2 separate regions of the Homo sapiens genome follow, and region 1 is linked to region 2. The links are chromatin loops, found by intact Hi-C in ENCODE. Cell type or tissue: dorsolateral prefrontal cortex. All regions are shown on one strand. Links, peaks and the distances in the headings refer to the core of each region. The heading gives the core; the rest is flanking DNA. Region 1 overlaps PHACTR3 (phosphatase and actin regulator 3). Region 2 overlaps PHACTR3 (phosphatase and actin regulator 3).

The links. Peaks named below come from ENCODE experiments on the same cell type or tissue, not always from the same donor. Only the 100,000 strongest peaks of a DNase experiment are listed, where the experiment ranks them.
Region 1: it touches region 2 in a loop (4-fold over the local background); 3 of 110 quality-filtered maps call a loop at or near these places.

What each region holds. Positions count from the first base shown.
Region 1 is chr20:59,637,588-59,652,979 of GRCh38, reverse strand. All of the region lies in intron 1 of PHACTR3 (phosphatase and actin regulator 3), which reads right to left. Among named protein-coding and RNA genes, the nearest start is that of PHACTR3-AS1, 17 kb to the right of the region's middle. In dorsolateral prefrontal cortex, for the core only: a CTCF peak has its summit at 7,036 (motif pointing right); DNase peaks (open chromatin) are centred at 7,009, 7,499 and 9,159; H3K4me3 peaks cover 2,428 bases; H3K27ac peaks cover 7,135 bases.
Region 2 is chr20:59,744,953-59,760,344 of GRCh38, reverse strand. It overlaps PHACTR3 (phosphatase and actin regulator 3), which reads right to left. Exons shown (of 13, transcript NM_080672.5): 3 at 12,510-12,587; 4 at 4,981-5,163. Among named protein-coding and RNA genes, the nearest start is that of PHACTR3-AS1, 120 kb to the right of the region's middle. RefSeq lists enhancers at 7,688-8,017, 9,240-9,741. In dorsolateral prefrontal cortex, for the core only: CTCF peaks have their summits at 9,058 (motif pointing right) and 12,254; DNase peaks (open chromatin) are centred at 7,462, 7,898, 9,064 and 10,817; H3K4me3 peaks cover 1,233 bases; H3K27ac peaks cover 5,870 bases.

The DNA.
Region 1 (15,392 bases), core at 2,660-10,659, 110 kb after region 2:
AGGCAACCGTTAGTGCTCGCTTTTTACTCCCAGCATTTATTTTAAACAATCTAAGTACACACACACATGAAAATGCACACGTGAACACATCTCTTTTTTACATGAAAGGCAGTATTCTATAAAAATATCCCGATTTTTTTTTCACTCAATGATTGTGATGTTAATTTTATGTGTCAATCTGGCCACAGGTTTCCAGATTAAATGATATTATGGATTGTGGACGTGTCTACAAGGGTATTTCCAGATCTTAAAAAATGCTAATCTCGATGAAAAAATGTACACTCTTAAAGAGGAAAGAGAAGGTATGATGACAGATAATGTCAATAAAGAGACAGAAATTATCTAATTATTTAAAAGAATCTAATGGAAATTATAGAGTAGATTAATGCTAATTTTGATGAGATTAGCATTTTTTATTTTAAGAGATAAGGTCTCACTCTGTTGCCCAGGCTGGAGTGCAGTGGCACAAAGTGCAATCATACCTCACTACAGCCTTGAACTTTAGGGCTCAATGGATCCTCCTGCCTCAGCCTCCTGAGTAGCTGGCACTACAGACAAGTGTGTGCCACCATGCCCAGCTAATTTTTTACTTTTGTTTTTCAGAGATGGGGTCTTGTTATGTTTCCCAGGCTAGTCTGGAACTCCTGGCCTCAAGTGATCCTCCCTGCTAGGTGCCCCCACCCCAAAGTGCTGGGATTACAGGTGTGAGCCACCACATCTATCAGAGACTAGCATTTGAATTGGTGAACTCAGTAAAGCACATGCCTTCCCTCATGTGAGTGAGCAACATCCGACCTGATAGAGGCCTGAATAGAACAAAAAGGTAGATAAAGGAGGAAGTCAGCCTTTTTTCCTTCCTGTCTGCCTGCTTGAGCTAGCATAGGGACCTTCTCCTGCCCTTAGACTGGAAGTTACATTACCAGTTCCCCTGGTTCTCAGGCCTTCAGACTCAGACTAGAATTACACCATCAGCTTTCCTGGAGCTCCATCTTGCAGACAGCAGATTGTAGAACTTCTCAGCCTTCATAATCACTTGAGTCAATTCCTCATAATAAATCTCCTTTTATATCTGTATGTATCTCCATATCTATCCGTCTATCTACCTACCTACCTACCTACCTACCTACCTACCTACCTACCTACCTACCTACCAAAAAGATCCTGTTGGTTGGGTTTCTCTGGAAAACTCTGACTAATGAATACTATGATATATCCTGGAGATGACTTCCATGTGAGTAGAGAGAACACGCTCATTTCTTTTATTGTCTTCCGATACCCCTTTGTCTGGCTATGCCATTATTTATCCAGCCAGTCCACTCTTCGTGATATGTGCATTGTTTCCAACACTTTGCTATAATGAATAATGGCAAAACAAATACCATTGCCTGTGTGCTATTTTACCATTTGCCAAGATATTTTGGGATAGATTCCTAGAAGTGGGATTACTGGTCCAAAGGGGGACTATTTATGTAATTTTGCTAAATATAGCCAGATTTCCTTCCATAAGGTTCATATGGCTAGCTGGTAATGGCAATATAACATGATGCTTTAATTTTTAAATGTTCTATTTTTATATTTTATATTGATTAATAGACACTGGCAGGCCATTTTGGCAACCAACTATAGAGGCAATAGTTCATAATTTACTACATGATTCAGTGACTTAATTTATTCTAGTTTCTGACATGAAAAGTTACGCTACTTTAGAAAATGTAATGTAATGGGAGGATGTATTTATTCATTTACATTTTTTACTTTAGACAAAGTCTCACTCTCACCCAGGCTGAAGGGCAGTGGTGCAATCATAGCTCACTGCAGCCTCGAACTCCTGATTCAAATGATTCTCCCACCTTGGCCTCCTAAAGTGCTGGGATTACAGGTGTACACCACCATGGTCAACCCAAAGATGATTTTTTTTTAACAGTTTCAACACACACACACACAACATTCATGCATTCAACAGCCAGAATTAACAAAGATTAACATCTTGACATCTTGCTTAAATCAGGTTTTCTTTTTGTTAAAAGACACAAGAAAAAAACAAAACATTATAGATCAAATGTAAGCCTCCACAGTCACCTCAGAAGCCCTATCATAGCCCCCAACCCTGCCACACTGCAGAGGTAACAACTAGGGCAACTTCTGGGTAGATCCTTCTTGTTTACGATTTCTCATTCCACTATCAACGGTCTGTCCCACCACCCCCAACCCCTGAGACTTTTTTTTTTTTTTTTTTTTTGCTATCAACGCATTGGAAAACATTCCTGGATAATTCTCTTGCCACTTACAAATGTGATTTTCTCCAGGGAAAAGGCCTGGAGAAGCATTGCTGAGTCATAGTGTCCCCAGCTCAACGGGATAGGTCATATTGCTCTCCAAAGCGGTCACACCCATTTACACTAACATCAGCAGGTCTCCATCCTTTGGCAACACTTGCCATTGTTATATGCTTTGATTTTTGCTAGTCTGATGGGTAGATACAGTAGTTCATTGTTTTAATTTGTATTGAATATGATGATGTTTGAAAGCAATAGTGCCTTCCTTTGATGGGAAAATTTACTTTCACTTGACTTTTTAAAATTAACGCCCTCCCCCCAACGAGAACAATCAATATAATGCAAAAGACAGGATACAGCTTCATATATTTATTCTTATACCTATGAACTTAGAATCTTTGTATCTGCAACCCTTTACATGAATCATAGGTATATGCAGATATATACACACATACCTTATTAATTTTAGAGAAAAATGCAAGTATCAACATCACACCCATTTGGAATTTTCTCTGAATTTTTGAATTTATAGTTCTGCTGATGTATAAATATTTCTTTGTTTCATGTGTTTCATAGTAGAAACACAGATTTCTAAGAAACCTGTCATAGAAAATATGACCAAAAATGCCTGCACATTTTGTATTGCATTGTGAATATTATTTTATATCTAGAGCCTAGTATTTCATTCTTTATAGTTAAATTTTTTGCTCATTTGCCAAAAGAAATTCTTCCAGCAAATCCCTTTATATCTATTTCCATACTTATAAAAATAAAATGGATGCACATCTATAAATTATTCATCTATATTTTGACAAATGTGCCAAATTTACCTTTGGACCTTCAGGGCAAAAAACAGGAACCTTTAAAACCACATTATGAGGTCTTAGTTTCTTATTTTTAACATGTAAAGTAAACATTGATTGAGTGGTTAGGGACAATTTGTATCTCATATGGAAGGCATACTCCCAACTTATCAGTGATACTTTTAAACTACAGAAAATACACCACTGAATATTAACTGAGTCATGAACTGAAAAAAGTCTTCAAAATAATCAGTCTGTATTGGCATCTAAGCTCTTAATTGGAATTTCTGTGACTCTAACAGAATGATTTTTGATAGTCTGAGGTATGGAGAAGCTCTTCTTCAAAACCAAATAAAAGTAAATACTCAATAAAATTCCAACCGTCCTTTATATTACCACAAAATCCACCTAGTATAATTTATCCCCCGAGTTACAACATGAAATATATACAATATTTAAAGAAAGAAAACATGTTGCTGCTATTTATAATTAACTCTTTGTTGAATTTACTTCATTAATAGATGTGCCTGTGTATAACAGGATTAAATTAAGACACATGCTTTAAAGAAATCTTTTTAAGGAAAATACACATATCTTGGCTGGAATCTCCATAAGCATCAAGAATTAAATAGAGTTGTTTTGCCCTAACCATTACCATAATAACTTTTCTTATAACTATTTCATAGATGAGTTATTTGCTATTTGCTTTTCAATTTGCTTACCATAAAACCTCACTCTCATTAGTGTCTTTTTTTATATTAGGCCAAGTCATGGAAAAAAATTTCAGTAATTAGCTCAAGTAAATAAACAATTGTCCAGCATGGAAACTCTGGGGGAAAATCATCCAACTCTTTACCATACTCATCCATCAACAACGCTGATCTAGATGGAGCAAAGGAAACTGATGCTTCGATGCCTATATTCCCAGCCTCATCATGTAAACACAGACATTCCCAAGCCGGAACAACAGGACTCTCTCCTCCTAGCAGGTGTTCTGGGGTAGGTGGTTGCCAAGCTGTCCCAGTCCCTCCTATGGGGGACACAGGCTGCCTGTGGCTACTCCGAGGTGGTTTCTCTAAGGGCGAGCTTGTCACTTATTCACTCCACCTCACATCAAATCACATCAACCCAATCCATCATTTTCCTAATCCAAGTGTGTCCTCTTTAATTAGTGCCAAAAGGACATGGCAGTGATGGATGTTGCTGAGCAGAGGAAAGGACAGGCCCTGCCTTAAGTACCAAGGTCAGCGTAAGCCTGGACTGGGAAGAAAAACAAATGCTATCATCAGCCCCAGAAGGTCAACCCCTCCCTGACCCTCCATCCCTGGCCTCTGGGATAAACAGATTAAGCCACCCTCTTGCTGATTAAGAAATCACGAGGAGATTTTAAAGATGTTTTTTAAAGACTCTGAGATGGACTTATTTTTTCCTACCCAATTGCCATCACCACCTTTTCTGGTTCAGCACCTTGATTTCCCTCAAGGGACCTACCCCTTGCCCAATCAGGCCATGTGATTTTAAAGAAGCTGACCACCTCCAGGCCAGTAAGATATGATTCCTACAGCTTTGGTATTCTTCACTAATAGGAAAGAGAAACTCACCTCCTTCCTCAAAATGGCTGGAGCCTGGGGGAACAGAGGAGAAGGAAATGTGGCCTCACAGCAGGCCAGCAGAGAACCAGGCAGTGAGAGGGACGAGAAGCAATGGTGAACAGTATAATTAGACCCTGTGGTCAATGGGCCTGAAGCCAAACTCCCCCTGGACTAATCACAAAACGGTGTCAGTCAATAAATACCTTTGATGGTGAAGCCAGTCTGGGTAGGTTTCTCAACAGCAACTAAAGCCATATGCAACTACAGAATCTTCACTAATAAGATGAGGAACCTCCTGGAGGGAAGGCACCTAGCCTATAACATCTATCCATTAACCAAAAGGATGTTTTCCTACACCAACAGTCTAGATGAAGCAAAGTCCTATGGAAAGTTGCAAGGCTGGCAAAAAGTAGAAAAATAAAACAGTGCAAAATCCCCCATTTCACAGATGAGGAAACCCAGCCAAGAAAGGCCAAGCACCTCATTGAGATTCACAAGCACATTAAGGGTGGGACTGGGACCTGAATCCAGGGAGCTTAATTCTGATTTAGGCAACCATGTTAGGGAGTTGGGCGTTGTGGGAGATGAGTTTGTACAGGGTGTGTGTGTGGCTGTATGTGATAATAATGGCATTCATTTCTTTCAGGAAATGTGGAGCTTGTGGATCAAAAGAACACAGGAAACTAGTGGGGAAAGAGATGGAAAGGGATCAACAGAAAAGATGTGAATAAGAATGAAGAGGACTGTACCCCCACCTGCATGTCACTCCAACACCCTGCTGCTCAGTCCTGCCAATGGACCTCCAAGGGCCTGGCTGCCACCTGCTGCCCTGCACCACCCTCCCCAACCTCAGGGGGCCTTCCACCTGGTACCCTAAACTCCACACTGGCCTCTCCATGCTAGTTGATATGGTTTGGCTGTGTCCCCACCCAAATCTCACCTTGAATTGTAATAATCTCCACATGTCAAGGGTGGGGCCAGATGGAGATAATTGAATCATGTGGGTGGTTCCCCCCTACTGTTTTCATGGTAGTAAGTCTCACGATATTGGATGGTTTTATAAATGGGAGTTTCCCTGCACAAGCTCTCTCTTGCCTGCTGCCATGTAAGACATGCCTTTGCTTCTCCTTTGCCTTCCGCCATGATTGTGAGGCCTCCCCAGCCATGTGGAACTGTGGAGTCCATTAAACTTCTTTCCTTTATAAATTACCCAGTCCTAGATATGTCTGTATTAGCAGCATGAGAACAGACTAATACCCTAGTCATCAAATCTTTGCCAAGCTGATCTGCCCGACTGCAACCACCATGTTTAAAATCCTCAGAGGCTTTCCTGGTGCTCTTCATTTAAAGACAAAAATCCCTTTAATGAGCCCTGCCTGGTCCCACCTTGGGCTTCCTCCCACAACACGGGCATCTTTGTGCTCCACTGGGAAAAACCCTTTCAGAGTCACTCATACCTCCCCAAACACTCACACAGTCTTCTGCCACAGAACATGTGTGCATGCATACATGCTGTCTGCTCTCCCTAGAATGTTCTTCCCAGCACCCTCCCTGCCTCAGGCCCAATTAACTCCTATGCCTAGTCAGATTCCAGCTCCGAGTCATGTTCCTGGGGGATGCATGCTCCCCTCCAGGCCTGGACTGGTAGTTGCAGGGCCTGAACTGGGGAACTGCATCTACTGAACAATCGGATTCACTCCCTGGGCTCTGGCTGTGCCTCCCAGGGTACACTGGGCCCAGATTGAGAAAGTCAGCAGGAAGGACTGACAAACAAGCTTCATTTTCACTTCGTTCAGTGTAACTCCTATATTTCAGTAGATCACATGGTAAGGTACTTTCTTTTGACAGGGAAAAACTGATTTTAAAAAAAAGGCAACAATGACAACTCAGTGAAGAAAGAAAATTTAACTTGCTCCTATTGTAAAAGTCACCAAGAAAATGTAGTTTTCTTCGTGGTCTTTTATAAAAAGGTATTATAATATCCAGAACCAACCCAATTTTTTAAAACAGCCCTTGCTGAATAGCTAAACCTTGCCCCCAGGTATACAAAGGAGGCCAGAGTGAGCCCAGCTCTGGCAGGACATTTACCCAGGGCCCCAGGGCTCCCACTAACAAGCAGCAGCTGTGGATGACAGGAGCTGCCCACTTCAGGGGACTTGAGCCTTACTTCCTCCCTCAGACATCCCCAGGGACTGGCTGGAGGCTGAATGACTGACACGTCCCCTCAGAATCGCAGGGGCTGGGGGTAAGATCCTAGAACTGCCCACGGGACTGGGCAGGAGCTTACAACCCTTGCCACCTGCCAACACTCCAGGCAGAACGGGGCCAGGGGCCTCCTGAGTGAGGCTGTGTGATGATAGTGACCAGCAGAGGGCAGAGGCCCCAGGCTCAACAGCCTTATTAAAAATACAGGACAGGGGAGGGGAAAGAAACTCATTCATTAATTCTAGCCGTATTTATTAAGCTTTCATGATGTGCCAGGCACTGAGCTAGATGCTGGGAGAGACTGTTTTCATTCCAGCGTCACGACATGAAACAGAAGGCTTTCTGTTTTCATTAAAACATGACGGTTTCATTAAAACATATTCTGGTGGTGTCGACAGGGATATGCACACACACACACGCCACACACACATATGTACATGTATATCATTATATAAATTTATGTTTTATATGCAATATAAGCAACATTTAATTGTGCGTGAATAACATATGTCCAGATGGTGATGAGCACGCTCAGAATCAAATCAAGCAGGACGAGGAGAGGTCCAGGCTGGCAGGGGCCAGCGCTTTAGCCTCCGAGGCCAGGGAGGGCAGTGTGGGGCGGACACACACGTGACGAGAAAGGCGCCACAGGCTGGGATCTGAGGGAGGCTGTTTCAGGCAGGAGAAAGAGCCAGGGCAGAGGTCTTCCCTCCTTCCTTCCTCCCTCCACCTCCCTCATGATTCCACAAGAGAACTTTTGTTCATTCTAAAAATACTGAGCACCTGTTCTCTGGGCCCAGGGAGGTTAACCCAGCCCTGCCTTTGGGGGACTCATGATGCATGGAGAATCAGAGAGTGGGTAAAAAAAAAAAAAAAAAAAAAGATCTGCTAACATAAAAAAGAACAAAATCATATCCTTTGCAGCAACATGGATGCAGCTGGAGGCCACTATCCTGAGTGAATTAACGCAGAAATAGAAAACCAAATACTGCCTATTCTCACTCATGAGTGGGAGCTAAATCTTGAGTACACACAAACATACAGAACAACAGACACAGGGGACTCCGAAAGAGAAAGGGAGGGAGCGAAGGAGGGGGACAAGGGCTGAAAAACGTGCTGTCAGGCCCTATGTTTACTATCTGGGTGACAGAATGAACAGAAGCCCCAGCCTCAGCATCAGGCGATGTGCCCTGGTAACAAACCTGCACATGTACCTCCAGAACCTAAAATAAAAACTGAAATTTTATAAAAAGAGATCCTCTAAAAAAAACACTGGCCAACAAATGAGTAGCGATGAGGTAGGGATGTGACACAAAGGGAAGGCGCAGGGTGCAGGAGAAGCGACAGAGAACCACCAGGCTGGTGCAGGGAGAGCCCCCAGGAGGTGCAGCCTGTGCCTGGAGCAACCTGGGACACCAGGGCAAATGTGTCCTGGCCCCGTATGCTGGAAGTGCTCTGGCCACAGGCAGCACAGGACCACCAGCTTCTGTCTCGTACCGCCAAAGGATACATTTGCCCATTCAACACATACTTGCTACAGGCTGCTAAGCACCAGGCCAGTGCTAGACCCTGGAGTCCCAGCTGGGAGCAAAAACAAACTCAGCTCCCGCCCCCTGTTGGAGTCTACAATTCAGTGGTGGGGGAGGCGAATGAGGGAGGACAAGGACCAGGGAACCCGAAGATAGTGTTGAAACTGAACAACCAATGTCATGGTCACTGTTTATTTCCTTTTATATCTTTTTATATCTGTTGTTTATATCACAACAAATAGAAGTTAATTCAAAACTGTTTTTCACTTCGAAATGCAATCAAATAATTTTATAACCTTGCTGGTAATGACTTGATTTGCAGCTGCCTTCTCCATCACCATAGCTCTGTGAGGGAAGCTTCTGCCCATCAGGGTGCTGCAACCACTAGCTCTTGTCGCACACTGCAGGCACGCAATGGCCTTTGACTTCATAATGGAGGCTTTTCCTCCCCACTATACCAGAAGCCTCCATTGCATCCATAACCTTTAGCAGTTTCTCAGTGTGTATTGGCAAGTCCGACGGATGCAGGCAGGGGTTACTCTGGAACGTTCCAGGTCTCTTGCTGCCCTTGAGGAGATGCCGCTTAAGCCCTGAGCCCTCTGCTCCACCTCCTTCCTCAAACACAGTCAGTAGTGTTCTCTAACAAGTCCACCAAACAACGCCAAGCAGGACCGAATGCCTGCCTAAGTGCTACTTTCACAGGATATCCAAACTGTGACTACAGGAGGCGAGGCAGAAGGCCTTCTATCCCCACCCCCCTTTTCACTTAGAATCCAATACTTTTAGACAAGTAAAGGGACTGCGTCACCAGCACCCGTGCATTTGCCCTGAACACTCCACACAGAGGGGCTGCCTCACTCCCTCTCAGCTTCTCGCCGCTCCATCAGGCGTGCACCCAAGTTCCCCTGCACTGCCAAGAAGGATTAATTCTCCCACTGGGATTTTATCCAGATGCATTTTAACATGCAGTGTTTGACTTCTAATTTTAGAGTCTAATTATCCTGTGAAGAACGAGCAAATGTCTGTTCTCCTCCTGGAGCAAGGGCACTGTTTTGTGCAGAATTACTCAAAACTTGTTGCAAAATTTAGCAAAAGGCAAAGTTGGGGTGCTCACATGAAAACAAGATGCTTAAAATCATAATAAAGACCAACTGCTCTGTGTGTGTTGAATTCCCCCAACACTACTTCCTTAAGGCTCATTTAAAGGAACAAGGAAGTCAGGCACAAAAGTAGTTCCTACAAATGGGAAAAAAAATACTACAAATGAAGTGGAATAGCACTCATTTAATGTGCGCTGTGTGCATTGATGCTGTGCAGGATACCTTCTCACCTTACTCTGATCCCCAACTTTTAAAAGAAGAATTAGGCCGGCGCAGTGGCTCACGCCTGTAATCCCAGCACTTTGGGAGGCCGAGGCGGGCGGATCACAAGGTCATGAGATCGAGACCATCCTGGCTAACATGGTGAAACCCCGTCTCTACTAAAAATACAAAAAATTAGCTGGGCATGGTGGCGGGCACCTGTAGTCCCAGCTACTCAGGAAGCTGAGGCAGGAGAATGGTGTGAACCTGGGAGGTGGTGCTTGCAGTGAGCCAAGATCGTGCCACTGCACTCCAGCCTGGGCGACAGAGTGAGACTCTGTCTCAAAAACAAACAAACAAACAAACAAAAAACAAGAAGAAGAATTAAATTCTTAAAATTCTTTGATTCAACCAGAGAGCTCTTTCTGTAGGCAAACGCCCCAATGTTGGCAGGACAGCAAGTTGCTGTCATGCACCAAGGGTTTCCAATCTTCATTCCTTCTGCCCCGGGTTCCAGCTTCTAGGAATTTAGCCTAAAGAAATAATCAGAGATGTACACAAAAAGGCAGGCAGCCTTAAGTCCATCCCAATTACTATAGCAAGAAAGAAGCAAACAAAAGCCTCAAGCCAGACTCAGTTTCCAATGAAAGCAGAATGGGAAAATAAATGGTGGCAAATTCCTATTCTGGAGCATTTGGTCCCAAGTGTCCTAAGCAGTGTGGAGAAAAGCTTCTGATGTATTAATTTAATAAAGGATATAGGCTGAACAATCCCGACACGGGAAAAATGTTTCTATAGGAAAAGTACTGGAGGAACACACACAAAAGTAGCCACAGGGGTTATCTCTGGGGTGGGGGTGGGGGGATTTGTGAATGCTTTTGATGTTCTTGATAATCTCCTATGTATTCTGAATTTTCAATAATAAATATAATTTTTGTTCTAATCAGAAAAAAAAAAAGTCTAAAAGAAATAAAAGTGAACAGATACCAACCAAGCAAGCAAATAACTAATTATCCACCGAACCCTGCAAAAGTCCAGGAAACTAGAGGAAGGGTAAGCTGGGGTGGCATCCTTGTCCATGTCTAAGTCTTTTTTTTCCTCTCTAATCCTGACCACTTCTTCCCAAATTCTAACGCTCTGCAGAAAGGCTGCCTTCTCTACATCCGGACCTCCACGGGCCATGCCACTACAAAATGCAAGCCAATGATCACCCACAGACCCAGGAGTTCCAACAGAGATGTTGTCTGCACCCTCCCCAGGAGCTAGGACAGCCATGTGACATCCACTCAGGATTCCTAAGTGACAGAGACTGATTTTGTGAGAGGTTCCTCCGTGAGGGGCCTTGGGAGGTTTAATTGACTTTAAACAGACTAATAGAAGAGCAATTAATAAAATGAGACTAGGGTATCATTGCTGCATAATTTATTTGTATATACAGAAACATTGGAAACCACCAGGTCACAATTAATCTCTGCCTCAAGGCTGTGAGACATCCTTAACAGGATAATTATATATTATATATACACAAATGTACATACACACACAATCTATAGATATGCATGGGATGGTTCCTTTAATGTGTCAACTTGACTGGGCCTGAGGGTGCCCACACATTTGGTGAAACATTATTTTGGGTGCCCATGAGGGAGTTTCTGGATGAGACTGACATTTGAATCAATAGGCTGGGTAAAGCAGATGGCCTTCCCTAGCATGAGTGGGCCTCATCCAATCCATTGAGGGACTGAATAGAGCAGGAAGACGGAATAAGAAAGAATTCTCTCTATCTGTCTTCGAGCTGAATCATCAGTCTTCTGCAGACTCAGACTGAAATTTACACCATTAGCTCTCCTGTTTCTCAGGCCTTCAAACTCGCACTAGAACTACACCATTGGCTCTCTCAGGTCTTCAGCTTGCTGACTGCTGGGACTTTTTAGACTCCACAACACATAGGCCAATTCCTTCTAATACATCTAGATAGACAGATAGACAGACAATGGATGAATGGATGAAAATGATAGAGAGAGAGAGACATACATACATGCATACATACATGGATGGATGAATGGATAGATGATAGATACGATAATGGATGGATAGATGAACAGAGGTGGATGGATGGATGGATTGGTAGATAGATAAATAGATGAATAGATAGGCAATAGATAAATCTCTATATCCTATTGATGGTGTTCCTCTGGAGAACCCAGACAAATATAATATGTATATATATGCATACATTATCTCTATCTATATCTTCTCCCCATATATCTATGTATCTATATTTATATAGATGTGCATATATATAGAGAGAAACACAGTAAAAGAAACCTGTAACAATAATGGCATAAACTTGGTTATGAGTCCCTACTCTACTGCTTCATTTTTGGTCCATTTTTACAACTTAGAAGCCAAATGCTTGCTTTTCAAAGACACATTTAAGATTCTTTTGCAATGATAATGGTATTTGTCAGTGTTCTTGGAGTTCATCACCTTTGCAACCTCCCTAATCTAAAATAGCACTGCCCTTCTCTGAGATGCAAGGTAAAATTTACAACCCTATGATCTCTCTAGAAACAAGACTTAGGTTCTCCCCATGGTTGCCTTCTCTACTACTGGTTTGATGCATGGAAACCTAGACTTCCAAATTCTCTTGAAAACCAAAGAGCTGACAGTCACGCACATGCCCATGTCATCATAATGAGCAGGGCTGTGCAGATCATCCTCTGCAGGCAGGGCAGGAGCACTTTAGGTTGCTACAGTCCCCGCCCCTCCCCAGTGTCTCTGCACCCCAAAGCTGAGTCGAGCTACTATTTCTCACCAAGACTGGTTGAAGACCGCCTGGCCCCAGGGGCATCTGCACTCTCCAGCCTTGCTCTATCCAGCTCACATCCAACCAGGATCTTTGGAGAAATCTTTCTTCAACACCTTGTCCTCCAACCCTTCTGCGCACATGACCTAGCCCAACTAGAGAGAAAGTTCCTTGACAGTAGGATAGTAATTATAGCCAAAGCAGGGAGAGTTGACATGTCCTGAGTCCATGTGGTGAGCTAAGCATTTCTACACTGACTGTACTTGATCCTACCAACCATCCAAGGTTAAGAATCTTTCCCAATATTGCTCAGCTGCTGACGGGCTGACCCAGGGTCTGAGACAAGTAGGTCTGAATCCAGATCACAGCTCATCAACCCATCTGCTATGCTCTACTGTCCTGTTGCACACCTCACAGCCTCAACCCCAGCATGCACAGGATGAAGTGTGCCTGTTTTTTGCTATTCCATAGAGCTCTCTCTTACAATGCCAGAATTGGAACTAGGAAAGCCTCTGTCGGCCTAGGGGCATCATGGCCAGGTTTGCGAGTTTTTTTCCTGCATTATCACGGAGAACATGGAAGAGGAAAGAGAACAGGTTTCAAAAATTTATATCCCAGCACAGTACATCTCTTCCAAGAGTCTAAGAGAAAAGAAATGAAGGTAGTAAAATGGAAAGTCAGATAAGGGGAATTAACAACTGCTACTGCCTTCCATTCATGTGCATCCATCCCCCTTCTCCCCTCCTCCCTCAGCAGTACCCAAGGTTGGCATCAGGATGGGAACTGAAGCTCAGAGAGAGGGATTAACTTGCCCAAAGCCACACAGCTAGTAAGTTATAGAACTGGGACTCAATACCAATAATCTTTGTGCCTGCCTCCCAAAACACTCCTCAAAGTCAGCTTTATGAATATTCTCTTTCAATCGGCCAGCCCAGAAGAGGTCCAAGGTAGGAACGTGGGGAGAAGATGAGAGAGTCAAGTTGGCTGGAGGTCACACCATGCTTGTCCCCTCTTGGAACTTTGTGTGGTCAGTACAGCCTTCCCCTGACTGTAACCAGAGCATTGCTGTGAGGTCCTCTTGGCCAAGAGAAAAGAACAGACAGGTGGGAAATGCTCATCCTGCAGGTGCTCCTTTCTCCAGGAGCTAATGTCAGCAAATTGGGGGCTGTGCAGATAATTCCCCCCTCAAATACTATGTCTTTGTTTCCTCTTCAAATGACTGTCCTTCCAAATACCTGTCCTTCCACCACTGTCCTTCCAGCTGCCTGGATTTCTACCCACTCATCCATCCATCCACAGACCCACCCACCCACCTACCCACTCATATATCTACCTAGCCATCATCAACCCATACATCCGTCTACCCATCCATCCATCCATCCATCCATCCATCCATCCATCCATCTATCCATCTCCATTTATCCATCTGTCCATCCACCCCACCCATCCACCCACCCACCTATCCACTGGTATGTCTACCTAGCCGTCATCCATCAATCCATTCACCCACCCATCCACCCATTCTCCAATCCATCCTCCTATCCATCTATCAATCTCCATCCATCCACCCATCCACTCACCCACCCACCCACCTATCCACTCATATATCTACCTAGCCATCATCAACCCATCCATCCATCTACCCATCCATTCGTCCATCCATCCATCTATCCATCTCCATTTATCCATCCGTCCATCTACCCATCCATCCATCCATCTATCCATCCCCATTTATCCATCCATCCATCCACCCACCCATCCCTCCACCCACCTATCCACTGGTATATCTACCTAGCCATCATCCGTCAATCCATTCACCCACCCATCCACCCATTCTCCAATCCATCCACCTATCCATCTATCAATCTCCATCCATCCATCCACTCACGCACCCACCCACCCACCTATCCACTCATATATCTACCTAGCAATCATCCATCAATCCATCCACCCATCTACCAATCAATCTATCCATCCATCCATCCATCCATCCACCCATCTACCTATCCACTCATATATCTACTTAGCCATCATCCATCATCCATTCATCCACCCACCCACCTGCCCATCCATCCATCCATCCATCCACCACCAACCCACCCATCCATCCACCCAGCACTTATGGAGACTCTACTGTGTATAAGGCATAGATAAGGGATGGATAACAAACTGGATACTGTCCCTGTCCTCACAAGGCTATGGCTTGGCCCATCCATCTAACATAGCTACAACTACTAAGAACCTAAATAGCAGTTAAATGACAGTGTTTCTAAGTACTACAAGAGCACTTTCAACATGCTAAGACAGCTTATACCAGTGAACCCCACCTGGTTGGTGGAAGGAGGGGTAGTGGTGCAGGTGTCAAGGAACTCAGGCAGCATTTAATAGTATGCACTGGGGCTAAGACCTTGGGGCCAGCAGCAAAACAGCCTGGATTCAGACCCTGGCCATGTAGTTTTCTATTCCCATACTTCCCTGAGCTTTAGTTTCCTCATGCTCAAAATGGGGATAATAATAATGGGAATCTCTTAGAGCTCTCATGAGGCTTCAGGAAGATAAAGTATGTAAAGAACTATGTGCTTGGCAGATAAAAGCAGTCCCTCAAGAAAAATGGTAGCCACCCTCATAGAACCACCACTGACCCTGTCTTCTAGCAACTTCTCAACGAGCAAAAAGAATGCAGCCACATCAACCACAATAGGGAATCAAGTTTTGCCAAAAGAATTACTCCTCCCTCCTCATTGTTTGTTGGTTTTTTTTTTTTTTTTAATGCTTTGTGTCTTTATTCTAGCATGTTGGTTGGTTAAGGATCATTTCATATTTGTTCACGTTAGGGTTGAGGGTAGGGACAGGAGTCAATGACAAGGTCATCCTATT
Region 2 (15,392 bases), core at 4,684-12,683:
ATCCAAACAAAACCAGGAAAAGCAAAGTCGCCCCAAACACAAAAGCCCAAAGTCAACCCAAATCACCAAACCAAAGGCTCAAGGAAAATAATGGTCAAAATCATTGACAGTGTCCTCCTCCTGAGAGATTTGCAATATTCAGATGTATCCCCTGACACCCACACTCATCATGGTTGGGGCACGGGGAAGCTGCAACTCCAGTCCTGGATGTTGCCACCTGGATGCCAGGAGTGACCCAGGACAGCCCCTTGTGCTTTTTGATGACCCCTCTCCCCGACCCCCAGCAAAGCTCATGGGAGGTTTGCTTTTTAAGAGAAAGCAGCTGACCTTTCAGGACAGCAATGAGCACCACTGCAGACACCCCAGGGGCTCCTGCAGGTGTAGACCATCACCCACGGGGCACCATGTTCTGGGCCCCCATGAGGTTTCCCTGAACTTGTCCAAGGTCAAGGAGAGAAGCAGGTCCCAGGTTCCAGCACTCACGTGACACATTTGCCACTTGAGGATCTGGCTTTGTCTGCCATTAGATGACATCTGTCTGTCATGGAATTACCCACAACACAGAGCGACTGGGCCCAGATGTGGGCAGTTCCCTTGGGTGCTGAGGTGCAGAATGTGGGAAGAGAACAGACAGCATCAGACACACAGCATCTAACAGCTGGTCCCCCTGAGCTCTGCAGTAGAAACCGGAGACCTAGGACCACGTTGCCTCACAGTGGCCTCAAGCTTTAACTCCTTCTATCACAAAATACTGGGGCCCAAAGCAGAAGATTAAGTCAGTAACACAGGGATTGGCTCCAAAGACTAGGCTCTTAACCTTCATGGAAAGGGTTGCAAACTCCAACACCCATCTACAGGGACAGACTCTGTTCAGCTCCAGCGACCCTGGCTGTGTGGGAACAGGGATCCGGAGGCCTGAACTTTGATGACTGAAAAGAAACTGCACATCTGGATTTCTGTGAACACTCCTGATTTTTAAACATTGGCTTGCAAATTTTTAACCAGTGCATTTAATGTCCCTGTGTTAAGTTATACCCCGTTTATAGGGATGTTGCTCATGGCCAAGCTTCTGAACATTGACCTGGTGTTGTGGAGGTGACCGATGTCCCTGGCGCAGGGTCCCTGGCGCAGGATCCCAGGCCTGCAGGGCTGGATGAGGCCTCGGGGTTGTCCCAGCCATAGCAAACTGCAGGTGGCCCCACATCCCAAAACACACATGCTACCAGAGAGATGGCCTCTCTGGGAGCATCTGTAGGCAGCTAAATAATGCGTGTTAGTGCGTCCCTTTCCAAGGGTTGTTTTTGACAATGAAGACAACAGATGACAATGACGATGACAACGATGATGGTGAGAGTAACAGTGATGCTACAGTAGCAGCAGCAGACACTTTCCAAGTGCTCGGTGTGGGTTAGGAGGGAGATAAGTCTTTCCTGGGGATCACTTAATTTAATTTTAGCGACCCTGGGAGGTCAGTGTGACTACTATCCTCATTTTACAGTTGATCAAACATAATCAGAAAGGTTAAGTCACTTGCCCATGGTCCCACAGCTCAGTAAGGAGTTCAGCCGTGTGTCTCAAACCCAGGTCGGCCTGATGTCAAAGACATTGCCCTCTGTTTCCAGTCATTTGGACCAGTTATTCGACTTTTGTGCCAGCATTTCATCATGGGCGTGAGATCTCCGGGGGCTGCTTCCAGGGCTAAGTAAGCTAAATGAATGTGCAGTCATTAGTAGAGCACGCTCCCCAACCCTGCATGCAGGCAGCCACTTGTGTCACCTCTTGTTATCCCCAGCATGATGACAAATGTCACTAACTGCTAATAAGCCAGCTGCATCCCTAGGGAATGGAATGGTCTTTCTTAAATCAGACTTGTGGCTCCTGCTTTAGACATTTTGGACATTCCTCTGTACTTTCTATACTTTTGTTTGCTATATTTTACTTTAAGTGAATTTATATTTTTATCTCTGTTTATAAGAAAAAGCAAATCTCTATCATTGCCCAAAATGAGAAGCCAATACTACTTGCCCTAATTACTGAAAAGTATTTTCATTATTAATGTTTAAACTTTTTCATTATTAATTGAACATTAATAATGTTTTCTCATTGTCTGTCCACATGCCATTCACAAGAAGTCATCTCACAAATCCCAGGAGCACAAGACCCACACTGGGGAAGCTGGGAATGAGACAAGTCCCCAGGGAACCATGCACGGCTCCAGTCTCCCCCAGGTCTTGCTGGGTCACCAGCAGAGCGCTTCCTACAAGGCAAATCCCATCGACTCTCCATCCCTGGGGGGTTCCAGCTGCCCTCAGGGATAACCTGCCAGGTCTCTTCTCTCTCTCCATTCTGTGGGCTGTTTATTTTGAATTTTTTTTGAAGCAGGGTCTGGCTCTGTCGCCCAGACTGGAGTGCAGTGGTGTGATCACAGCTCACTGCAGCCTTGACCTCCCGGGCTCAGGCTATCCTCCCGCCTCAGCTTCGTGAGTAGCTAGGACTACAGGTGTGTGCCCACACACTCAGCTAATTAAAACCAAAAACAAAAAACAAAACTTTTTTGTAGAGATGGCGTCATGCTATGCTGTCCAGGATGACTTTGAACTCCTAGGTTCAAGTGATTCTCCTGTCTTGGCTTCCCAAAGTGCTGGAATGATAGGTGTGACCCACCTCACCGGGCCCTGGATTGTTTTTAATCACTAAAGTTCCACCGACAAGAGCCCCACCCTTTCACCACCGACGCTGCTTTTGTGCTACCAGGGGGCAGAGGCGAGTGGCTGTGTCAGACACCTCCAGCCTGCAGAGCTCATGCTCTTTCCTCTCTGGCCCTTTACAGAAAACGTGTGTGTTCCTGTCCCCTGTCTTTGCATGTCATTCCCCTTTCTGGGATGCTCTGCACCTCGCTCTCTGCCCAGCTGATTCCCACTCCTCCCTCAGGCCTCACTCAGGAGAGGGTCCCTGATACAAATGTGTAATCTCAACAGACCCACTCTGCTCTCAGGAACCCATCCGCACACCCAGCATCTGGAGAGAGAGCGGGAGCGTGTCTGAGGTCAGAAGAGGGCACTGAGGGGAGCAGGCACAGGCCCTGAGCTGAGCTACAGAAATCACTGCCAAGGAGAAGCGTGACCCCCATCAAGGGCTGGGAGCAGCAGCCCTGCCTCCCTTGGGGAGGCTCACAGGCCACACACAAGGGCTGGGCTGTGGGGACCACACCACGGCAGGAAGGCCAGGCTCTGCTCAGCCTTAAGAACCATGCCAGCGGGTTGCATAAATATCTTCTTTTGAGAAGTGTCTGTTCATATCCTTCACCCACTTTGTGGTGGGGTTTTTTTCTTATCAATTTGTTTGAATTCTTCGTAGATTCTGGATATTAGCCCTTTGTCAGATGAGTAGATTGCAAAAATGTTCCCCCATTCTGTAGGTTGTCTGTTCACTCCAATGGGAGTTTCTTTTGCTGCAAAGAAGCTCTTTAGTTTAGATCCCATTTGTCAATTTTGGCTTTTGTTGCCATTGCTTGGTGGGGGGAGGGGGAGGGAAAGCATTAGGAGATATACCTAATGTAAATGACGAGTTAATGGGTGCAGCACACCAACGTGGCACATGTATACATATGTAACAAACCTGCACGTTGTGCACATGTACCCTAGAACTTAAAGTATTAAAAAAAAAAAGAACCACGCCAGCCCCAAAGTCAGATGCCTGGGGCACACAGAGACCTGTGTGTGTGGAGGGGGCCTCTGCGTGAGAGCTGGGACCCTCCAGAAGTCACAACTCTCAGACCCCAAATTCCAAGCCAAGTGAAACTGGAGAGACACGGCCACCCCCGAAGAGGGCTGAGCATGCCTCTGGGCAGGTGCCGCTAGCGCTGCAGGGGCGTTGTGGACGGGCGGCCTGCGAGTGTGTGGTGCCACCCTTGTGTGGCAGAAGGAAGTCCCGGGCACGGAGGACCAGGTGTCCACCCGCTCTGAAGCAGAAGCCCAGCAGGCTGTCCTGGGGCCTGGATTTCCAACCTCCCACACTCACGGAGAGACGCGTTCACCTTCCCACCCCCAAACCGTGTGAGACTCGCTTATAGCTTGAAATTTTACGAGACATCAGGATTCCAAGTCAACAGTGAAGCTCCGTAAGAATCACTCTGCCAGGTGGGCAGGAGGAGGAGGAGCTGGTGAAGCATCTGCAGGTGTCTGTGGCCAGTTCCTGCTTTCCTCCCCTCTATCCTTCCTCCCTTCTCCCCTATCCTTGGGAAGCGCCCTGGTCTATTCAATTAAAATAAAAACCACCACCACTACGCAAAGCCCCTACTGCCTTTGATAATAGTCACTCTACACGTCAGACACTGCTAAGTTCCTCCCACCCTCCAAACAACCCTGATGTAGGTCCATTACTTTTCCCATTTAACAGAGGGAAACTGAGGCTTGGAGCAAGGCACCAAGCCCACCTCCCCTCAAGAAGCAGCGGAAGAGCCCCACATAGGCTGCAGCATGCTGAGACTGCATCAGCACCGACCAGCTCCCAGGCATGCACACATGCAGGGACTTCAGCATCTCTTAGGCCAAGAGGCCCCCTGTGGCAGGATTTCGGCCACAGAAAAGTCCCTCAACCCTACCTCCTACCCTTTTAGGGTCACTAAAATCCCCCCACTGGGCACTTGCCCCTCCAGAGAGCACTTTCCTGCCTAGAAGTTCCCAGGGAAACACAAAGACGCCCTGGGAGGGGGGGTAGGTGTGCCAGGGAGATGAACATCGTTAAGTACCTTCACTTATCAGCCGTGCCAGACTTGGAAAGAGACAGTAGAGAAAAGTGCCCCAGCAAACACTTCAACCCAGCCAGGCAGCACAGCATGGCAGCGCTTAGAGCACGGGCCCAGCTCTCTGGAGAACAATGTTCTACGAGGGCTGTTGCCTAAGCTATAGCCAAGGACAACAGTGGGGACGTATGGCCATTCTAGGAGCAGCTCAACTTCGCGTGGTCTCCAGCCAGTACCTGCATCGTCCAAGTGGGCAGCTGAGGACAGTGGCTTGTCCAGGGAGACCTGGTCCGTCCCAGTGGCCAAGGGGCTTCCGGGCTGGGCATCTTCTGAAGTCAGCGTCTCCGACTTGGGAGTGGGTGGTTCACTCTGTACAGATCGGGGTCCTCCATCGGGGTTGCAAGTTTTGCTTTCAGCATCTACAAGGAAATGTAGCTGTCAGCTGGGCCTGCACCTCCCTTCCTTCATCCCTTCCGTCGTCCCAAGAGTCTTTCTGAGAAGTATCCATTCTAGGCTCTGGGTGGTCCCCCACCCCTCTCCCCCTCACCACACACCCTAGGAGTCCCTCTCCAAGTCTGGACTTTCCAGGGGAGCCCTGGGCACCTCAGCACACCCTAGCCTGGTTTCTGCTCTTACACTCCACTCCCTGTGTGCACTCTTCCTCCGACACCTGTGGGAGACTGCAGTGCCCCTGAGCCACGTCCACACCCACTGCCGTGCACCTTTGCAGTAGCCCCACTCTGACCCCGGCCTCTGCCCTGGAGCTTGCTTTGGTCGATGGGACACAGTGGGTATGATGCAGCACTGGCATGAGAAGTGCTTGCACATCCCTGCTCGTCCCTCCTGTTTCCCTGGACCTTTGTCCTGAAGACATGCCCAGCAGCTGGCTGGAGTCAGCAGACCCACGGGGCAGATCACAGGCCAACCCAGACAGGGGACAACAAACGGTGATTGCTGTAGGTCTCTGAGATGCAGGGGTTGTCATGGCTGCAGAGAACCAACTCACCTCTGCACCCACCGTTTGACCCTCAGCCAGGCATTAAACAGGTGTTTACTGATCACCGGCTACGTGTCTGGCACTGTAATAAACCCTGGCAAGGTGGAGGTTAGTAAGATACAGTCCTTGCCCCCAGGGGTCTCACACTCTGAGGAAGCCACGCAGATGACCACACATGGCACCGTGAGCCCAGGAACGGGGCACACCCATGGATGGAGGGGCCACAGAGCCGGGGGTCCCTAGGTCTGACAGGCAGCCTTCCCAGAAGAGGAGGCACTAGCAGGGCATAAGGAAGGACCTGGTGCTTTCCGTCTCTTGAAGCTCGGCTGCTGCAGCCTCTGAGGGTCTGGCCCTTCACTTGCCATCCCTGGGTTTGCACCTTAATGCTGAGGGGCTCAGCACTTGGAGAGCAAAATAAATGGCTCAGTTACCCAACTGCAGGATGGCAGGGCCCTCGGCCAGCAAGTCACAGTCACGTCACTGAGATGCACGTTACAGCCCCATGCACAAAGCCTCCACATAGCCCTGCAGGACTCCTCTCAATCTCTACAGCAGTTCCTGGAGGCCCGGTGCAGAGGGCAGTGTGACCTGCACATGTCGACACAGCCACGAGGTGGCCGTTTGGGGATGCTAGCCTACGCTGACCTCCTTCCACACACGTCCCATCCTGGCAGTGGAAGGAGGAGGCAACATTTACTTCAGGGTCAGGGTCCATAGGACCTGGTCAGTCCCGATTCCTACCTGCCATCCCTGTGTCCTTCAACAGTGTCCCTTTCACTCCTAAAAGTGTCCTGTTTGGACAAACAGTATACAGTCACCCCATCATGCGTCCCACCACCTGCAAACGGTGTTTTGTGCCCAAATAGCAAATTCCTCTGGATCTCAATTTCCTTATCTATAAAATGGGGATAATATTTCTGCTTGCTTCATGGCAACATAGTGAGAATTAACGGAGCTAGGGTATGGAATGTGTCTGGCATAAGGTAGGCACTTTACATGTGCTTTCTGTCATTGTTGTTGGTGATGGTTTCTGACAACGAGAAGAGGAGGGTGACAAGAGTGATCTGGCCCCTTGGTCTGCACCTTTGGGCCCATCTGCTAACAGCAGGCTTAGGACAGAACCGTTTCTCCCTCCAGAGTCCTCACCACACCCAGGACTCATGCCAGACCCATTTCCTGCCTGGGACCCTGGAAGAGATTTGAGCTTGTCATCGCTGCTGATCATATTCCCTCTGCCGCACACGTCTCCTCCGGGGAGAATGAAAAGGTCAGCCATGCCAGAAGTCTGGAGATTTAGGGCTGGACGATCTCATCCATGCAGCCGCGTCAGTTGCCCAGAGGTCCAGGCGAGGCTGGCAGGCTCTTCCCATAAGGCGCAGATGGCCATTGTGACGGGCTCTGTGGGCCACGTGCTGTATCCCCCGTGCTGCAACCCTTGATTTTTTTTTTTTAATTTTTATGAAAGTCTTTTCTATTTAAAAAGCATTCTTAGCTCAAAGACCACATAAAAACAGGTCCTGAGCCACATTTGACCCTTGGCTATAACAGCCCACCAACCCAGATACAAGCCAAGAGAGCTCACCGAGTAGACAAAATTAGAGGTCACAAAGCTGAAAACTGAAACCAGCCCCTTCTCGTGACCGACTTACTCGCATTTGACGTGCAACCGTGACAGCACAGCTTACCCAGCCCCTGGCAACACACAGGGAATGTGAGAGCTGGCGTAGGGGAGCACAGGGCTCTGCCAGCTTGAGCTTCACACCTACCCTATGTGACAGGCAAGGCTGCCACCCACCACTTGCAGTTATGGACACCAAACCTTAGAATGCACAGGTCTTTTGCTGCCATGACTGTCACTGCTGTTAATAATAAGGATGCCTCCATCGTCATCATCAAAATCATCACAACTGCCACTATAAAAAGGTCAGAACATAGAACCTGGAAGGCCCAGAGGTCTCCAGACTCAGAAAAGCACCATGCCCCTCCACAGTCTTTGAACCTTCCCCTGCTTTCTTGCAGGTTTTCTGCAAGGACTTCTTGCAGGACTTCTCTGGGCTGCGGTCAGAGCTCCAGCTCATAATCATGTTCAGTGAAAAGTTTCAGTTCCCAAAATAGCCCTGGTGGCAGGGCCGTTGCTAAGAAACGCTGGTTGGGGAGGGGTTGGGGGAGCGGTGGGAGCCCAGGCCCTGCTCCTCTCGCTGGAAGGCCAGCCTCCGCCCGGCCACTCTCCTTCTGAGGGCTGCAGAGGGGAGCGCGGGGCAGTGCACCTGAGCAGCCACAGTGAGAGGGAACGTGTTGCAGACATGCACACACACTCACAGATGCACACGCAGGCACACACGTGTGTCGTGGCACATGTGCACAGTGCAAGCACAGGTGGGTGCACACAGGTGCACGTGCATGTGTGTGCACACGTGCAGACATGTGTCCCCCGGCGTTCCTACCACATGGAAACCAGATAGACTTGATTTGTCACTGTCCAATTCCCTGAGGAAAGAATGCCTAGTCAATCTCAAGTCACTGAACACAGCACAGAGTAATAAACTCTCTTCTTTTATACCCAATGACGGGGTAGGAAATTCCTTAAATTATTTAAGAAAATGCCAAGTCAACGCATACAGGGAGATGGAGGAAAGTCATTCAGAACATAAACAGTGTCTAGCACAGAGAAACGTGGGCTGGGGACCAGGGCAAGGGGGCTGGGGAAGGGGACCCCTTGTACCAGAGATTTGGTCTGGCCTCACTTAGTCACGGATATCCGAGACGAGGGTGGAAGGAGCACTGAAGAGATCAGAGGGGTCCCCTCTGCCCTCCCCAGGGCACAACGGGCTCCACTGCACACATCTAGTCATGTAATAACGCCACCAGCAGGGTCCTTCCTAGGTCCAAGCTGGCGACTAGAGTCACAGGAACGAGAGGGGAGGGGGTCACAGTGGTTCATAAAACAGACCATCGATCATAAAGTAACACCCCAGAGGGAGCAAACTCATGCCCTGGATGCTGCCTCACCCCCGGGAGCTGGCGGGCTCTCTTCTGCTGGCCCTGCCCAGAGTCCGGCTCACTCCACCAGGCTGCCCACCTGCTTCAGGGCAAGCTCCAGGGTGTCCAATGTGTATGTACATGTGTGTGTGCATACATGCGCGTGTGCAGGGCAGAGGGCAATCCTGGGGTTTGTCCTGGCCAAGGAAGTTCAAATGTGAGTTTCGAGGGGGCTCAAATGAGGCTCTGGAGTCCCTGACAATCCACTCCCACAGCCTCACAGGGCCTGTCCTGCATGAAGTCCCGTCCACCTTGCAGGGAGGCTCATGAGCCTGGCCGGCCACAGGAGGGCGCCCCCGGCTGCAGATTCGTCCCTGCCAGCAGTGGAAGGCGGTGGCTGAAGCCGGTTCCTTAACCCTGAAGCCGGTTCCTTAACCCCAAAGCCAGGAAAGCGCCTCTGCTCCTCACCCTGGAGAGTCCTCACATCCACAGCAGAGGCGGCGGCACTGCGTGCCTACCCCAGAGCAACAGCCCTCAAGCCTGATCCTCCCCTGAGCCGGAGAGGGCAGGTGCACAGCCACCGCCAACAATTCCAGTCATCCTGCAAGAGGACCCGGTGACCCAGCACCAGGAGGATTAGGGACAGACAGGGTCTGACCTCAGGTCGACCCAGTGAGAAAAGACATTTTTGAAGCTAGTGCAGGACGGAAACTGCGGTGCAGGGAAGGATTTAGCCGGGAGCCTGTGGCCAAGCATCTGCGTGGATCCCGTTATTACAGCACGTTGATTACAGGTTGATTACAGGTGGCACACAGTAAAGGATTCAAGCAGCACAGAAGAGTCGACTGCGAAAAGCAAGTCCAAGTCCCCTCCCAGAGCAACCCCTGCTGCCCGGTCCCTGATATTTCCCTGCAGAGACACTCGGGCTCCTCGCAGATCCCACCCACTCGCACTGTGGCCGCCCCAGGCTCCCGCAGCAGCGTGGTCATGCCTCTGCCACCCCAGCCGGTGTGTGGGCAGGGAAGACGGGAGGCGTCTTGACCCAAGCCCCTCTCCCTTTCCTGCTTCCTCCTTCCTCCTTTCCTCCAACCCAACCCACCATCTCAAGGTCCCTTCCACCGCGGGGACTTGTGCTTGCTGCTCCTGTGGGCTGGAAGTCACTCCCCGCTTCCTTCTGTCTCTTGGCTTTTCAACCTTCCTGCATCAAAGTCGGAATCAGCTGTGGAGGATGAGGAAGCACTGCTGCCTGGGTCCCACGCCCAGCGCATCTAATTTAACTGCTGCCTGAGCGGTGGAGGGTTATTAAATCTCTCCAGGTGATCCTAATATGCAACAGACTCTGAGAACCAGCCTAGGTCCTCCTGCCCACCTTTGGACCTGACTCAAACATCTCCCGGCCCCCCGAGAACCAGGTCAGGTCCTGTCTCATGATCTTAGGGTGCTGCATCCTTCACTGCACTCACTGTGGTCGTGAGTTGCCGGCTTTTTGTGGGATTACCTAATGGCCCCACTGGATGTGCGTTCAGAACAGTATTTTGCTCACCTGTGTCCTCAGCAGCTAGCACAGACCCTGACACAGAGTGGGCCCTCAATAAAATGTCATGGCATCAATTTAGGAGTGCATTTTCCCTCTCAAGGAAAGAGACTGTGTTTCAGGCCACTCTAGTCCCTGGTCCACAATCATTTAGCAAGAGAGAGAGTATGGAAGGTAGAGATGAGCAAACCACAATGTGGGGACCAATCCAGCTCCCCCACCTGGATTTGACATCTTTAAATGGTTGACAAAAGAAAAAAAAATCAAAAGAAAAATAATAGTTTGTGGCACATGAAAATTATATAAAATTCAAAGGCCAGTGGCCATAAATAAAGTTTTCTTGGGACACAGCCATGCCCTCTCATGCATGTTTTGTCTCCGGCTGCCTTTGCGCTACAAAAGCAGAGACAAGTAGTTGCAACAGAGACTGCACGTCCCCCTGAAATATGCACTATCTGACCCTCTCCAGAAAAGGTTTGCCGACCCTGATCTAAAGTGATTCTGTAAGCCTGCGGGTGTGTGATGTCGCCGTCAGAGGCACGGAAGCCAGAGACCAGGCTCCCACGGCAGCAGGGTGAGAGCCACACTGTCAGCCTGGCCGCGGCCAAGCATTCGTCTCCAGCCTCTGCTATGACTTCATCAGACAAAGTCATCTTGCAAAAATTCAGAGTGGAAAAAAGCCAACGCTCCTAGAAGTTTTCCCCTTTAATTAGTCAAACTATAGCTTCATTTTTGAGAGGAACCAAATCTATATACTTACTCTTTACTCAACAAAAGTAGTGTTTTTTTTAGAATAGATGAGAAAAGGCCTTAGCATTGTTTTCATCTTCCTTTCTCCTTCCCTAAGATCCAAAGGTATGCTTGTTGGCAACATATTCAAAATGCCGGAGTTTGACACTTTTTTGTCCCATCCCAGTGAAAATCCTCCAGATTTCTAGCTCAGCAACCGCATTCCGCCAAATCCGAGCGTCACGACGGCGTTAACCATCTGAGTGCCACGGGACTTGACACCAAGCTTTCCTCGCACATGTAAGGTTTTATTATCACTATGAAGCAATTTCCCATGTAGATTTCCCCTAAAAATAGCATCATCAAAATACTTCACTCTTCGAGTCTAAAGAGAGGAAACAATGACAAAAGCCTGGGCCCACAATCGGGTTTGTGTGCTGACAGGCCCGGCTGCATAAAATCTGGATTCGTTTATTTCATGAGCTTCCTTCCTAATTCCTGATATTTGGGCCAAATTACAAAGACACTAGTAATATTTTAAGGCTGAAGTGGGGAGAGAGGAATTCAATATATCCATGCAAGCCTCAGGAAACTGGCTATGCATGGCCAGATTCCTCAAATCAGCAGGCCAGAGCTTGGTCCAGCTCCAGAGAGTCTTCCAGAGGCAGTGAGGTGTTGTGAAACCTCCTAACCAAGATTTAGCCTCTCAGGGAACCGGAAGGCACCAAGGGCTAGTGTCAGCATCTAAGTCCTGGGCCTCACACCTCCAGGAATCCATCACAAAGAGAAAGACTTGGGAATTAAAGAACTCTGTTCAGTTAATTGCATGAGTGATAATAACTGGCCTTTCTGAAAGATGGAAACAAAGATGATTATGTAGACCCCACTGAGATTAAGCTCTCTAGACCAGAGACCAAGAGATCAGGATTTGTTCTGTGTCTCTGCTCTCAGGCTGCAATGACTTGGGGCAGTCACCACCCAGACCCTCCCACGCCTCGTCTGCAAGTGGGATAGCCGCTGCCTCTCTCCCCAGGGATGCTGGGAAGACCAATGAGACAGGGCGTGCACAATATCCCACCCCGCCCCAGCATGTCCTGAATGCTTCCTACATGGTGGTAGGGGGAGTAGGTAATAGTGGAATTAAAAATAATTTGCCCAAATGGAGGACTGAAATGTGAATATGAAAAAAAAATTAATGCTGAAAAAACCACTGCTACCACTTTAAAGGAATTGGGATAAACCACCAGATTCATGCACACCCAGCTCTGTTAGACATTCCCCAGAGAGGAGTGGTGCCATGAGGGGGAGCTCTTCAGCTCAGTAATGGGGTCTCCCGTGCCCCTGGGGGCTGGACCAATGGAATGGCTCCTGACATGGGGTGTCTCTCCAACCTTGCAGGCTTCATCTGAACACGGCCCTCCTTGGATTCTACACTGTTTCTGATGGGCTTCCTGGGCTCATGTGAGACTTTCCATTCTGCATTCCCAGCACCGTGCCCTTCCAAGCCAGGGACGGGTCCCACTTACCCTGCTCCATCATCTCCAGCAGCCCCTTCTTGATGAGCTCCTCTCGGCCTTGCCTGCCGGCCATCTTCTTCTCCAGCGCTGCCCAACACACAAACACACAGGTGAGTCTCAGGCAAAGGTGTCACTGGGCCCTGTCCAAGCCACAGCCAATGCCAGGCTCAAGTTTACAGACCAAAAACACTGAGCTAGCAGGCGCCTCGGGGTTAGGGGGCCTAGTCCACTGGCGAGGCCCAACTTTCTTACCAAGAGTGCTGCTAAGCAATGTGCATAAACCACAGCTAAAGAGCAGTGCACGCAGTAGATATTCTACAGCGATCATTTCTGTGATTTATCTGGAAAGCCCCTGCACATATAACGCCCCTCTCTAAGCTAGCTCTCACCAGCCATTCCTGCCCTTCACCAAATGTTCCCTAAATTACCAACCAAGGAAAGTGCCCTCCCTCTGCCGCCAACACCCCGGGCTCCTTTCCGTGGTTCCTGTTCGCCTTTGCGAAGTGCCTCCTGGCCGCTCTTAACATCCACTCACAGATGAGATTCTCCTGTGCGGCTCTCCCACTAGAGCTTCTTCCAATAAACCCAGGTTAAAAGCTTCCAGTCTACCAGATGGACAGGAAGGGAGGAGGCCAGCCCCCAGTCCCCTTCCACCAAGCCTAATTTGCCAAATCTTTGTCAATTCCGCCTTCAGAATAGCCCTTTCTGCCTCCCCTTCCCGGAGCAAAACACTCTTGAGCGACGGCCACCACCTTGTCCCATTCTCCCTTCTTTCACAGGCAGGCCTCGGGCTGCTCCACAATCATCTTCTTCCTTCCGTCAGGAAAACTGTTTGCCTACAGGTGAGCCCCAATTTCCAAATACAAGACTACATAACCACCTCAACCCTTTCTTTGAAAGATGCAGCTTTGCAAGGGCTGTTTCCACTGCTGTGATGATTTCCCCGCCTTTCCCAATGAACCAATTACATCTCAGCTCAATGCAGCCTCCTCACCTGGGTCTTCTCCGACCACTGGGCCCAAAGCAGTGCCCGCCCTGCTCATTTCCACCCCAGGGCCTGCTCCGTGATCCTGCCATTAACCCTGGATCACAGAGAGTCCATCAGTGTTCTGTGTGTGCAGGGGGCCCTGCCAGCTGCCGGGGAACAGACAGAGTCAGCCCACCTGGCTTAGCTTAATGTCTAGTTGGGGAGGCAGATGACAAACAGGCACTGGCAATGGAATTATTTCACTTACTCAAAAGCATTTCCTGAGCACCTGCTATGTGCCAAGTGCTGAGCTGGGTGCTGGGGAGTCACGGAGGGCAGAAGCCCTGCAGCCTTCACAGGTGGGGCTCCACTGGGGGAACAGGCCATGGTGATCAGGTGTTCAATCTATGGAAACCCCTTACACATTTACTGAGCACCTACTGTGTGCCAGGCACCATGTCAGGCACAGGAGATTCTGCCATGAGCAAGACAGGCACAGCCTCTGCCTGATGCCAGCACAGGTGGGAGGACAGATGGCAAGTGTCTAGAAGTGGGCGAGGAGGAATAAGTCAGGCCTGGGGCGGGGGACTGACTGGGGGGCAGTTGTCTGGGGAAACCCATCCCATCCTTGACCTCCCGGGTGGCTTCCCTGAGGATATTTACCCTAAAGCCAAAGGATGAAAAGGGAAACCCAAACACAGCAGGGTGGGGACATTTTTGGGCAGAGAAAACAGAATTTCCTTTCTGTGGTCCCAATTTCCAAGCCAATTTCCAGGTGCCAGAATTGTGGATAAAATTGACAAAGTGAATGCTGACCTTGGGAGGTGTCAGCAAAGAGGCTGCAGCCAGGCTCACAAAGCAGATAAGAAGAACAGGGGTGGAGGCCTCGAGCTCTGTGTGGACCCCGTCCCCAGGCCGGCACCAGGCGGTGCTCATGGTGGCTAGCCTCAGACATCACAGGTCTTTGCCTGCACTGACTCAAGGACTTCCCGATGACCCAAAGATGCAGCTGCGAGGCTCTACCCTCCCCCTCTCGGGGATGGGGACGTCAGTGGTGGTGCAGCTTGTGAAGGTGGTACAGTGTGTAAATGGCTGAGTGGATCTGAGCCACCTGCCAGGGCAGGCATGGACTGAGATGCTGGTCCACCCTGCAGCCCCTGAGAGCCATCTTCAGCCGGTTCCCCCAGCCTCGCCTACCAAAACCACTGTTTGCTACATATTTCTCTTTCAATCATCTTTGCATTCACTTCAACTCATCCTAACCCGTGATGCCCGTGAAATCAGGAATTTGATATGCTGAAACAAATAACACCCCCTGCTTTAAAGGAAAATAGTGGTTTGGAATAAGTAAACAAAATGCAGCACTGTTCCTCGAATTTCCAGATGCCCGAATGGCGGTCCTGAAGGTGGGGATGCTGCAGGTAAAAACCTCGAGACCTCCAATGCCCTTGCAGGGTCCCCAGAGCATCTTGCTGGTGAACTCACACGGCACAGCTTGGAGTAGGCCAAAGAGCCCAGAGTCCTCAGAAGACAAACCTCAGCCTTCCAGTTCCACTGCTGGGGTCAGCAGGCCTGGAGAATGTCAGAGACCCCCCTGAGGTCACGGAGGTCACTCTGCTCTAGTCCCCCGGCCTTTCACTGCTGCACAGACGTGCCTTCCCCAGCTCGCTGCCTTTTCGAGGGCTGTTCCCACTGCTGCCATGCTCTTCCCTGCCTTTCTCAATGAACCAATTACATCTCAGCTCAATGCAGCCTCCTCACCTGGGTCTTCTCGGACCACTGGGCCCAAAGCAGTGCCCGCCCTGCTCATTTCCACCCCCCAGGGCCTGCTCCGTGATCCTGCCATTAAGCCTGGATCACTAAGAGCCCATTAGTGCCGTGTGTGTGCAAGGGGCCCTGCCAGATGCAGGGGAACAAATGGAACC